Regions from separate parts of the Homo sapiens genome. Here regions 1 and 2 are each linked to region 3. Evidence: chromatin contacts called from ENCODE Hi-C or POLR2A ChIA-PET data. All regions are on one chromosome and are shown on one strand. Each heading gives the region's core, a stretch centred on a gene start or an enhancer-like site at or near the end of the contact. The rest is flanking DNA. Distances are from core to core; before and after follow the strand shown.

Evidence for each region. A loop is a pair of places that touch in the nucleus more often than their neighbours do. ChIA-PET counts read pairs that join two places held with the same protein, here RNA polymerase II (POLR2A). Pooled maps may share reads with other maps.
Region 1: a loop to region 3 is called in a pooled map, with 4 times the contacts of the local background. The contact joins the enhancer-like site here to the promoter of KIAA0930 in region 3. A Hi-C loop is called at or near these places in 2 of 37 single-sample maps with no recorded cell type and 4 of 50 pooled maps. POLR2A ChIA-PET finds 5 or more read pairs at or near these places in 2 of 52 experiments (activated T-cell and naive thymus-derived CD4-positive, alpha-beta T cell).
Region 2: a pooled map shows a loop between it and region 3 (6-fold over the local background). The contact joins the promoter of PPARA here to the promoter of KIAA0930 in region 3. A Hi-C loop is called at or near these places in 1 of 37 single-sample maps with no recorded cell type and 5 of 50 pooled maps.

What each region holds. Positions count from the first base shown.
Region 1 is chr22:44,682,866-44,687,094 of GRCh38, reverse strand. It overlaps a transcript of PRR5 not described here. Among named protein-coding and RNA genes, the nearest start is that of PRR5, 17 kb to the left of the region's middle. RefSeq lists enhancers at 768-1,268, 1,149-1,468, 2,445-2,984. Within about 2 kb of position 2,159, at least 9 of the 41 ENCODE cell types and tissues checked have a DNase peak (open chromatin) inside an H3K27ac peak, as active enhancers do.
Region 2 is chr22:46,148,950-46,152,623 of GRCh38, reverse strand. It overlaps PPARA (peroxisome proliferator activated receptor alpha), which reads right to left and starts at 2,098. Exons shown (of 9, transcript NM_005036.6): 1 at 1,972-2,098; 2 at 654-736. RefSeq lists an enhancer at 1,358-1,547 and silencers at 1,758-1,877, 2,028-2,637.
Region 3 is chr22:45,239,644-45,243,575 of GRCh38, reverse strand. KIAA0930 reads left to right here and starts at 2,682. Exons shown (of 10, transcript NM_001009880.2): 1 at 2,682-2,936. The coding sequence starts at 2,873. RefSeq lists silencers at 2,359-2,558, 2,589-2,648, 2,809-2,868, 3,019-3,108.

The DNA of each region.
Region 1 (4,229 bases), core at 910-3,409, 560 kb after region 3:
TTGCTGGAGATAAACTCATGATCCCAAATTACACAACACACAGAAACAGACCAGCCTGAGGGAGGGACAAGCAAACACCACACATACCAGAAGGAAATTCCCGAGAAACCATTGGAGGAGACTGTAAAATTAAATTTGCCTCACATAATTAAAGATGTAAAAGAAGGAATCAAATATCGTATTTGCCGGGTGTGGTAGTTCATGCCTGTAATCCCAGCATTTTGGGAGGTCGAGGTGGGCAGATCATGAGATCAGGAGTTCAAGACCTGCCTGGCCAGCATGGCAAAACCCAGTCTCTATTAAAAATACAAAAATTACTTTGGGAGGCCAAGGCAGGCGGATCATGAAGTCAGGAGTTCAAGACCAGCCTGACCAACATTGTGAAACCCCATCTCTACTAAAAATACAAAAATTAGCTGGGCGTGGTGGTGTACACCTGTAATCCCAGCTACTCAGGAGGCTGAGGCAGGAGAATCGCTTGAAGCTGGGAGGTGGAGGTTGCAGTGAGTGAGCCAAGATCGAGCCACTGCACTCTAGCCTGGGCGACAGAGCGAGACTCCATCTCAAAACAAAACAAACAAATAAAAAAAATTAGCCAGGCGTGGTGGCACATACCTGTAATCCCAGCTACTCGGGAGGCTGAGGCAGGAGAAGCTTTTGATCCCGGGAGGCACACGTTGCAGTGAGCCGAGTTAATGCCACTGCACCCCAGCCTGGGCGACAGAGCGAGTCCCTGTCTCAAAAAAATCAACAACAACAACAACAACAAAAACACAAGAATAGAACAAGATGTTGTGAAAGCCAGGTGCCCAATAGGGGAACTTCTTTTTCTTTTCTTTTTGTTTTGAGACAGTCTCACTCTGTCGCCCAGGCTGGAGTGCAGTGGTGCGATCTCAGCTCACTGCAACCTCTCTCTCCTGGGTTCAAGGATTCTTGTGCCTCAGCCTCCAAGTAGCTGAGATTACAGGTGTGTGTTACCACACCTGGCTAATGTTTGTACTTTTAGTAGAAACGGGGTTTCACCATGTTGGCCAGCCTGCTCTCACTCCTGACCTCAGGGGATTTGCCTGCCTTGGCCTCCCAGAGTGCTGGGATTACAGACGTGAGCCACCATGCCGGGCCCCAATAGGGGAACTTCTGATGTGTGGCATCATCACGGTGCTCCCCCAGGGAGAAAGGATGGTACCACGGAAGCCAGGGCCCTGGGCACAGGGCCTGCAAGTGGAACCATCTTTCTGGGCACTATCTGGGTTAGAAGGGGACAAAGTTAGGCGGAAGGGGCATCACGTATCTCGGCTTTGATTCCAGCCCCACCCTTGGTGCTTGGGATTCTGTGTAGAAGTTCTGAGCAACTCCAGCATGTGCCTGGGCATGTCTGAGAGGGTGTCAGGCACCACAGCCCACGCCTGGCAGAGTCACGGTGGCTGTGAGTGTGCCTTTCACTGGGGAGAGCTTGTGGCTTTCACTGGGGAGAGGGGTGTGGCTTTCACTGGGGAGAGGGTGTGGCTTTCACTGGGGAGAGGGGTGTGGCTTTCACTGGCGAGAGGGGTGTGGCTTTCACTGGCTTCTCTGAAAGCGCAAGGCTCCCACCTTAAGGAGAAACTGAGGGATAAGCATGGCCCTTCTCTATGGAGCATCCACAGATTTGGGGTGGAGGAGGGAAAACATTTTTCTGATTAAATACACATGGCTCTATTCCAGACAGAGGAGAAATCGTTTTTTGTTTGTTTGTTTTGAGATGGGGTCTTGCTCTGTCCATTCTAGTCTCCACTGTCCATTTTACAGATGGTGAGACTGAGGCCTTGCACAGGAGTGGGATATGTAGGGTCACCAGCAGAGCAGGACTGTCCCAGTGCATGGGGTAAAGGACACATGCTCACTCACGGAGGCCCTACTGGGTGCTGGCACTGCGTACCCATCTACCCTCCGACCTGGGGCAGACCTACAGGCCAGAATTTCCACCCACATTTTTCAGAAGAGGAACCAGAGGCTCCGAGGGAAAGCTGACTTGCCCGGGTTGTAGGGTGAGTGAGTGGAAGGGCTGAAATCAGAGCCCAGCTGTGACTCTGGAGCTACACGCTTCCCACGGTCAGTAACCCCAGCGGCCACCAGGAGCGCCTACTTCGTGCCGGGCCCTGAGTCCCGGGCTGCCACTTCCCTTCCCCTGAGAGCCACAAGAGGGCAGTAAAGGGAGGCTCCAGAATCCCCAGGAGGGAGGACGCCTGAGCCTCCAGAGATGACATTTCACCAGGGCCTGGAAGGATGACCTCACCCAGCACGGCCAAGTGGAGCACAGACCAGAGCGACAGGAAGGGGCTGCTCCCCTACTGTGGACGCTGACATCAGCCCGGCCCTGTGCTCTGCACCCACACCCGCTGTCTGCCCCTAACCTCACAACAGTGCCCTGGGCAGAGAGCTGGGGGCGGGTGCAAGCTGGGCAACACCAGGCAGCACAGGCAGTTGGACCGCGGGTAGGAGGTGACCCTCAGGCATCCTGACCCTGGTCCCCAGTGCTCTTTGCCCCTTCCCCATCATCCCCAGGACATTTTCTTTTGAGTCTCGCTCTGTTGCCCAGGCTGGAGTACAATGGCGCGATCTCGGCTCACTGCAACCTCCACCTCCCAGGTTCAAGTGATTTTCCTGCTTCAGCCTCCTGAGTAGCTGGAACTACTCAGCTGCCGCCACCACGCCCAGCTAATTTTTGTATTTTTTTTGGTAGAGACAGGGTTTCACCATGTTGGCCAGGCTGGTCTTGAACTCCTGACCTCAGGTGATCCACCTACCTCGGCCTCCCAAAGTGCCGGGATTACAGGTATAAGCCACCGCGCCTGGCCATCACCAGCACATTTTCTACCACTCTCGAGGCTGGATCAGACTGGCTTCCAGCTCCTGGCCTCACTGGGCTCACAGCTCAGGCTCTGTGGGCACTGGGGTGGGGGCTGGGGTGGCCACAGGTGGCTTGTTTAACTGAAAAGCCCCAGGCCCCTCCTCAGCCCACCCCTCTGGCCCGGGCCCTCCTGGACCCTCAATCAATTCTGGAAGTCCTGGTTTCGACACCCCCACCCAGTCCGGGGGACACACCCTACCTGTCGCTGCAGTCAAAGCCAATGAAACCAACCCCTGCGAGGGGCCCAGCCCCTGTTCCTGGGCTAGGGCTTCTGACAAAGGATTGGGCTGGCCCCTCTTCAGCCATCCATGAACCCTATCAAGGATGACAGGGGTGGACACAGTTGTTCATCCGTGGAAGCTGCTTCCATTCCCCGGGTGGCTCGCGAGTAGGCTTCTCATCTTACTGATGGGGAGACTGAGGCTTAGGATGTAGCTAATGAGCCATGGGGAGGAGAGAGGGGGTGACTCTGCAGCCAGGGCTTGGGACCCCAGAGGGACTGGATCTGAGGCCAATCAGAGGACCTGATTCAGAGGTCCCCAAGGGTCTATGAGTTGCCCTTTGTTGGGGCCTAAGGCAGGGTGGCCTGGGAGGGTGGACACAGTCTCCTGGCTGGCTCCCCCCAGCCCCTGCCCTCCTTCGGGGTGCTGGGCGTGGGAGGAAGGCTTTGCCCAGCCACCTGGCCCTGGCCCCAAGGGGGCTCCTCATTCAGATCTTCTCGGCAGTTTCTGGTTTTGAGTAACCTAGGTCTGGGCCCTCTGTCTTGTGGTTCTGGGTGTGGGTGGCAGATGGGGTGGGGGCCAAGGCAAGAAGCCTCTTCCTCAGGAGCTGGGGCTGCCAGGTGGCCCTCAAGGTGGGTGGCTATCTCGACTACAAACTCTGTCGCTCCCCAAGCACTGGCTTGGCCCACTTGGATTTCCCCAGACTCAAGGGGCAGATGACAGGAAGGGGCTCTCCAGGGCTTCACTGCAGGGATAAGGCCAGAGGGTGGCCATGCAGTTAGAAGCTCCCAGCTTCTTGCAGGCAGCCTGAGCAATCAGCTCCCAGGGTCTGAGAGGAGAGGCAGGGGACCCAGGGGCCTCCTTGAAACCTCCTGAGTGAATGGGAGCAGAGGCCAGCTTCCTGGTGGAAGGCTCTGTCCTTGGAAGTCAGGCTCAGTTCATGTCCACATGCTCACCCTTCACTTATTTTGGGATGATCTTCCCTTAAGCCTGGTCTGGTTGGCCAACTCCTATTCATCCTGCAAAACCCTTCTTGGAGTAACCTAATCCACCAAAGTCTTCTCTGTAGCCCTGCCCCACCACACACACATCTGCGTTTAGAGGACAGTACTGTCCAGACC
Region 2 (3,674 bases), core at 849-3,348, 910 kb before region 3:
AATGAAAACAGCTCAGAGACAGTACACTACTCGGTACCAGTCAGTGTGGACATCCCAAGGGTCTAGTAAGCACTCACGTTTCTCAAAGTTAATGTCATCAAGTTTTAAATTATACAAAACATGCCTGCCACGAAGCAATGAAGTTCCTAGCAAAAGTCACACAATAACTCAGAACTTCAAAGTGAATCCTAGGCCAGGCACGGTGGCTCACGTCTGTAATCCCAGCACTTTGGGAGGAACAGGTGGATCATGAGGTCAGGAGTTCAAGATCAGCCTGGCCAAGATGGTGAAACCCCGCCTCTACTAAAACTACAAAAATTAGCTGGGCATGGTGGCAGGCGCCTGTAATCCCAGCTACTCGGGAGGCTGAGGCAAGAGAATCGCTTGAACCCCAGTGGCAGAGGTTGCTGTGATCTGAGATTAGGCCACTGCACTCCAGCCTGGGCGGCAGAGCGAGACTCCGTCTCAAAAAAAAAAAAAAAAAAAAAAAATGAATCCATGCACATGTATTTTACTTTCAGTCTGAAAACGTATCTAACCTTGCATCACAAAGTAATAACCCCCAGATTGCTGGTCTGTAGTGCAACAGAAGTAAACACTGAAAACACTTAAATATTTCCATCTGGAAACAGTAAATTAAACCTTCTATTTACCTGTGGTGACAGCTTCTCAGTTCTGAGCTTGTCTTGCCACAAACTGTTGAGTCCACAGAGCAGACAGGGCCCTGAGCTTCAGCCTGGCAGTAAGAAGGTGAAGGAGGAAGTGATTACGGTTGTTCTCTGGATGCCCCCCAACTCTTCACCTTGGAAGAGGAAAGTCATGCTGACCCTGCCCCGCAACGACACGGGTGTCGCAGGGTCCTTCCCAGGAAAATCCCGTGTCCTTGCCCTGACCCAGTTCCCCAAGGCACCCTTATCCCAAGGAGGCTGGGAGAGGAGGGGCCTCCCTGGTTTCCTGGCAGGGGTCGGCTGAGGCTGACGTGGGCGTGCAGCCCCGGAGGTCCCACGAAGCCCAGGCCATTGGACAACTGTGGGTTTTTCTTGGAAAGAATCCTGACACTTGGAGCACACTTCCTCTCTTTTAACTTTTAAAAAAGACTTCAGAAAAGCACAGGCGTGCAGTTGTGCCCGGTTGGGGTGCGTGAGGGGGCAGGGCCGACCCTCCTGACTTCCACTGGCACCACCCCGCGCCCCTCCAGCTTCACCCGCACCACGCGGGCCGCGCAGCCCGGGACTCCGGAAAGACCTGGGCGCCCGACCCTCAGCGGCCCCGACCGGGAGCGACGTGGCGCGGCTTCCGCAGAGAAGCCACCCGGCCCAGCGCAGCCTGTCCGGGGTCGCCCCGCCGCGTTGGGGCACAAAGTGGGAACCGTTCCTCAAAGGTGGTCGCAGCTGGAGGAACAAACACGCGCGTCTCCGTCCGACGGCAGAAGCCGGGCGCACCCACCCAGGGTCGGTCTGTCCGGGGCCCGGGTTTCCTCGCCTCGGAGATCCCTGGAGGTCTCGGAAAGCACCTTCTGAGTCGGCGACGCCCCAGCTCCGCTGCGCCGAGGAAAGGGCAAGTCCCGATGTCCCCGCCCGTGGGCCCTCCCTCCGAGGGGACAACCCGAAGACCCAGAGTCGCTGCGGTCCCCAGACCCGACCTCCGCGCAGCGCCAAACCCCAGGGACAGCCGCGGACTCGGGTTCCGGGCAGGCCCCCAGCGCTAGGAGGGAGGCCGAGCTGGGCCCCGAGATCCCTCGCAAGAGTCCTCGGTGTGTGTCCTCGCTCCTCGCCCTCAGGTCCCCAGCCGCGCACCCCGGGCCCCCGGGTCCCCGGGACCCGGAGACCCCGAGACCCCGGGCCCCGCGCATGCGCCGCCCAGCCCCTGCCCCTCCCCCGTCCGCCGCCCTCCGGGTCCCGGGACCTGGGAAGCCCGGACCGCGGACCCCCGCGCGCGTTCCCGCCCGCCCGCCCGCCCGCCCCCGGGCACCTGGGCCGCGGTCCGCCGCCTGCCGGTCCGTGGGGCGAACGCCGAAGGAGGCGGCGCCGGGCAGGGCGCTAGCGGCCGCCTCCGCCCCCGCCGCCCGCTGCCCCCGCCGCGGGGCCGCCGCGTCCACGGCCCATGCCCGGCGCCGCCTCCGCGCGTCCGTGCCAGCCGCGCCCCCGCGACACGCACCGCCCCTCGGCCCGCCCCCTGCCCCGGTCCGCGCGAGCCAGTGTCCCGAGGCCCGACCCGGAAGCCCCGCCCGCCCCGCGCGCCCTCCGGGCCCCGGGCCTCGGCCCCGGGACACACCCCCCGGAGGGCGGCGCCCGATTGGCTGCTCGCGGTGGGCGGGGCCCCGGGAGCGCTCAGCGGCTCCCACCTAGCGCCCCGCGGCCGCTGCAGCCAAGGGAAACTGAGGCCGGAGAGGTGGAGGGACCGTCCAAGGTCACCGATGGGACACCGCTGAGCGTCAGCGCCCCTCCAGCCCGGCGCACCGGGGCGGGGCTGAATTCGAGGCGGGGACGCGCGGCCGCGGGGCGGGTGGAGGTTCCCGCCGGGCGCCCGTGCCACGCTGGCGAGCCCCTCCTGCCTCCTCGATGAGCCCGGCTCTGCTACTCTGTGCGATGAGCCGGTCTAGACCCGGGACCCGGGACCGGGTGCCCTTGAGGCTCAGAAGTGCGTAGGGTGGGAGGCGGCCCGGGAGGGACCTTGTCCCTGGAACCCCAGGATGCAAAATAAGGAGAAGGGGAAGGCGAGCTGGGAGGACAAGGAAACAGGTGGCGGGAGGTGCCAGGGCGGTGTGGTGGGCGGGGGAACGAGGAGGGTGAAGGGCAACGCGGACGGGCTCGGGGAGGCGCCGCCAGCTCCGACCCCACAACCCCACCCCTCTCCAGCGGCCCAAGAGCCATGCCCGCCCCTACTTCATGCGCTGGGGGGTGAGGGGCTGACTTTGTGCCTACGCAAGGCGCTGGGACTCTGCCAGAGCAAGGAGAGGTCGCGGCCCGGTGGCCAATGGCGAGGAGTAGGAGAGCGCCCTGCAAAGCCGCTTTGTTCGGGCCGTGACGCTCGAGCTGCCGGAGCGGAATGCACAAAGCCCCTGGGTGCCGGCACATCAGGGCTCCCCTCCTCGGGAACGCAATGTGTGCTATGCCCGCTCCACTGCCTGCCCTCCGCTGCCAGCTGTGCCTGCCACTGTGCTATTTGTGGCAGCGGGCGCCCAGGAGGACCCACTCCGGAAAGCAAACCCAGATCTCATTAGGCAGGGGAACTGGAGATCAGGCGGGAACTGGCCCTTTCACAAACTTCTCTTAAACTCACCCTTGTTGATTAGCCAGGCACCTATGGTGAACTTTGCCCCACCCTCCAGACACCCACATATCCTTCCCACTGGCACACGGCAACCTCACCTTCTCTTGCACATGTTAGCCAGCAATAGCTATCATTTATGTTGTTTCAGAGTTTATAGGGTGACCTGTACACGTAATATCCTGCATATCTCGTGGGGTGTGCAGGCAGCCACATCCAAGCTTGTCATCCTGTTGTGTTTGGTGAGGGAAGCTGACCCTGGGCTGCCCACGCAGAGCTCAGGGGCTACATCCTCATGAGGACCTCCGGGCTCAAAGACATTACCTGGCATACCCATATCCCAGACTCTCAAGGACCAGGGTCCACACAGGTGTGTGACCCAGATGCACCACCCAGGTCAACCA
Region 3 (3,932 bases), core at 1,433-3,932:
GTAGCCCCAGAAGTCCTGCTCCTGCCCTCTTCCCATGCACAGTGTGATTTAGCATTTGTTGACATTAGAAAATTCTGTGTATATGTGAGGTCAGGAGTTCGAGACCAGCCTGACCAACATGGAGAAACCCCATCTCCATGAAATTAGCCGGGCGTGGTGGCACATGCCTGTAATCCCAGCTACTTGGGAGGCTGAGGCAAGAGAATTGCTTGAACCTGGGAGGTGGAGGTTGCGGTGAGGCGAGATCGCGACATTGTACTCCAGCCTGGGCAACAAGAGCAAAACTCCGCCTCAAAAAAAAAAAAAAAAAAAAAGAAAGAAAGAAAATTCTGTGTATAGGTAATACCTGGAGTATTATTGAAATACAAAGGAGAGAGCCCAAGCGATGTTTGTTTACTCATTCATTCAACAGATATTTTTCTGGCACCAGTCCTGGGCTGGGTGCCACGGGAAGTGGGATGAATTGGTTCAATGCTGGTCATATGACACAGAATACACGGAGGCAACTGTGTGCAGGAGGGTGGGGTGGGGAAAGGGGGTTTGTGAAGCAAATAAGAACACAATGCATTGGCCAAGCGTAACCAGGCAATGTGGGTCCCAAAGGCAACTACAGTTGCGGAGCAGAAAGGATTTCAGGCCAAGGGAACACTGTGGGCAAACGCATGGCAGTGGGAACAGGCAGGGGGTGCTGTGGGGTTTGGGGAGGCAAAGAGGGATGTGACTATTGGACTTGACAGCCTTGGAGCACTCGCTCATGCTGTCTGATCCACCATCCCCAGTTCTCACGTCCACCAGCCCAAACCCCAGCTCTCCAGACGCAGAACCAGAGGCCTCAGCCCTCATGCCAGTGTCCTCACTTTACAGACAGGGATGCAGGCCCACTGGAGAAGAGAAATACACGTGAGGCTGGTCGCGCACTTCCTTCATTCCCTCACTGCTCACCTTTCTACAGAGCCCTCCTGGGCCTGGCACTGGGGACACAGAGGGGTCAGATGTGGCTCTGCTCTGAAGAGTTCAGGGGCCAGTGGCACAAAACTGGGGCAGAGGCCTGAAGCAGGATCCAGATCCCATCTCCCTTCTGGGGCTCTGCCCAACCCCACGGCTCCTTCCTGCTGTGCCTCCCAGGAAGACCCCTGCGTCCCCATCAGACCTCTCCATCATTCTTCGTTTATGCAGCCTACATTTTTTTTTCTTTTCTTTTCTTTTTTTTTGGGGGGGGACAGGGTCTTGCTCTGTCTCCCAGCTTGGAGTGCAGTGGCGGGATCTCGGCTCACTGCAGCCTCCGCCTCCCAGGTTCAAGCAATTCTCCTGCCTCAGCCTCCAGAGTAGCTGGGATTACAAATGTGTGCTACCATGCCCGGCTAATTTTTGTATTTTTAGTAGAGATGGGGTTTCACCATTTTAGCCAGGCTGTTCTGGAACTCCTAACCTCAGGCAATCCACCTACCTCGGCCTCCCAAAGTGTTGGGATTACAGGCATGAGCCACTGTGCCCAGCCTGCAGCCCATATCTATTTATTGGGCATCTAATGTGTGCCAGGCAATGTTCTGGGTACTGAGACAACAGCTGTGTAGTAGACAGGCCCCTCCCTCGGTAGAGAAGAGAACAAGTGAACCCATAGGTATCCAATGTGTCGGGAGGAGGTAAGTGTCACCCTGTGAAGGAGAAACAGACTAAGGGAAGAGAGAGGGAGGGAAGGCGGTCAGGGGAGTTTCTTTGAGGATGTGACACTCGGGACACAAAGGAAGCAAGTTACACAGGAATGGGGAGAAGAGGACTCCAGACAGGGGAAAGGGGGACCTTGATGGGTCTGGGGTCCACACACAGGCTGTGAATGCAGGGAGTGATGTAGATTTAGCTTTGGAGAGACCTGGAAATCAATGCTGGTCTCTCCATCTCCCCCTGTTCTTGGAAATGGACCACCAGGCGTGAGGTTTGGGGAGGCCACTGGCTGCTTCTCCGGTGTCTTCCTGTATCAGCCACAACTAGCACACGGAGGGATGCTGGCCAGACCTGGCTTCATCAGGATGACACGCCCAGCTAACCTCATACCTCCCCCTTCATCAACACTCCCCCATGTTGGGGAGGCAAGGCAGGGAAAGGTCCCCCATGGTGCAGCTGAGGAAATGGAGGCGCAACACTCTGCACTGTGCCAGGTGCAGAGGAGGGGGGCCGGAAGGGCTTTGCCACGGTGTCCCCCAGGAGACCACCTTCTGGGAGCAGGTGACCTCTTGAGGGGTTCTGCGGAGGAAGTTCCCAGAAGTCAGCCGAGGGGACTTGGTGGAGGTGGCAACGCACAGGGCGGGTGACAAAGTACACATCCCGTGGGGTAGCAGCGGGGGAGGGGAGAGGTGCCCTGAAGGGGCGGCGGGAGGGGCTCAGAGGCGTGATCCCGTTGGTGGGGCGTTTAGGACCTTGGGTGGAGGCGGGACCCCGCGAGCGGTTTGAGGGAGGCTGTCCTGGGCATCCGAAGATTGGCGGAGACTGGCCGTTTGGAAGTGGGCGGGGCAAGGGAGGTCAGGGGGCGGGGCCAGGGAGCCGGGGTGGGTCCGGGCCGTTCAGAGGCGGGGCGGGAGGGGACAGGGGCGGGGCCGGGGCGGGGAAGGGGCGGGGCCGGACCGGGGCCGGGCCGGGCCGGGGCGGGGCGAGCGGAGCCGGGGGCGCGCGGGCGGCGGCGGCGCGGAGGTGCGCTCGCCGGTGCTGTGTTTGGCGGGTGGTGGCGGCGGCGGCGGCGACGGCGACGCGCACAGAGGCGGACTGTGGCTTCCTTGGTGCTCGCGGCGGGCTGCGGGCCGGGCCGCCCGCCCTCCCCGCCGCCGCCGCCCCCGAGCCTGCGGGCGGCGCCGAGGCCGAGGAGCGCTCGCTGCAGCACATGCTGCGTGCCATAGCGGAGGAGCGCGGCCGTCTTAGCCTGCGCCGCGAGGTCTGCGGCCTCGGTGAGTGGGACCCGGGGGCGAGGCCGGGCCGGGAGAGGTGAGCGTCTCCGGGGCCGCCTCTGCGCGTCCGTGTTTCTGTGCGCCCCGCGCATCTCTGTCTCTGCGCGGGTGTCGTGGTCTCTGGGTCTGCCTGGGTACCCTGTCTTCCTCCATGGCCCCCCCCCCACCGTCCCTGCATCTGGGTCTGTCTCTGCTTTCCGTCCGACGAGCGCCCCGCACCCCTGTGCCCGGGTCTCATTCGGCGTCTCCCCCTGTCAGTCCGTCCGGGTGTCTGTCTCATCTTCCTCCTTCTTCTTCGTGTCTCTGCGGGTCTTCTTCCTTCTCCAGGAAGCCCGCCCCGGGCCCTCAGCACCGCGGTAGGGAGTGTGGGCGTGGGATCTGGGTACACCCTTAGCCCAGCGCGGCAGGGTCGGGCCCTCGTTGGGCTCTGGGTGGACCTCGCTGCGAGCGTGCCCTGGCCACTGTCTCCTGCTACCCGAAGCCTTTGTCTTTCCGCACCCACCGGCCCCTCTCATCCCTTAGCTGTATCCAGGGACCTGTTGGGCAATGGCCCCCCGAACCCGCCCGCTTGGCTGAGGGGCAGGGCCTGCTGCCTCTCGGTGTGATTCTGGGCTTTAAGTCATGGATCTGCTGGGGGGCGTGGGATGGGGGTGCCTCGTATTGTTTGGAAGGGCCTGGGACTGCAGGTGTGGGTGGGGTCTCCCAGCCAGTGAGGTAATCCATTACTGATGGATCATGCCCAGACTGAAGCCCAGGAGAAGCCCCCTCTTTTGTCGTCTCAGGTTCGTCATTTTCTCCATGGAAAAGACCCCTCCCTCCTCCGTGCAGGGAATGACTTCATACCACATTGTCAGCCACCCCCCACCCCACCCCCAGGCTAGGCTGGGGATTTCTGAGGGGGTGACAGCATTGCTGAGTACGGAATGTCAGCCTTCCAGATTCACCCCTTCATTCACCGTTGGGGAAACTGAGTCCCAGAGAACAAGTGCATCCCCC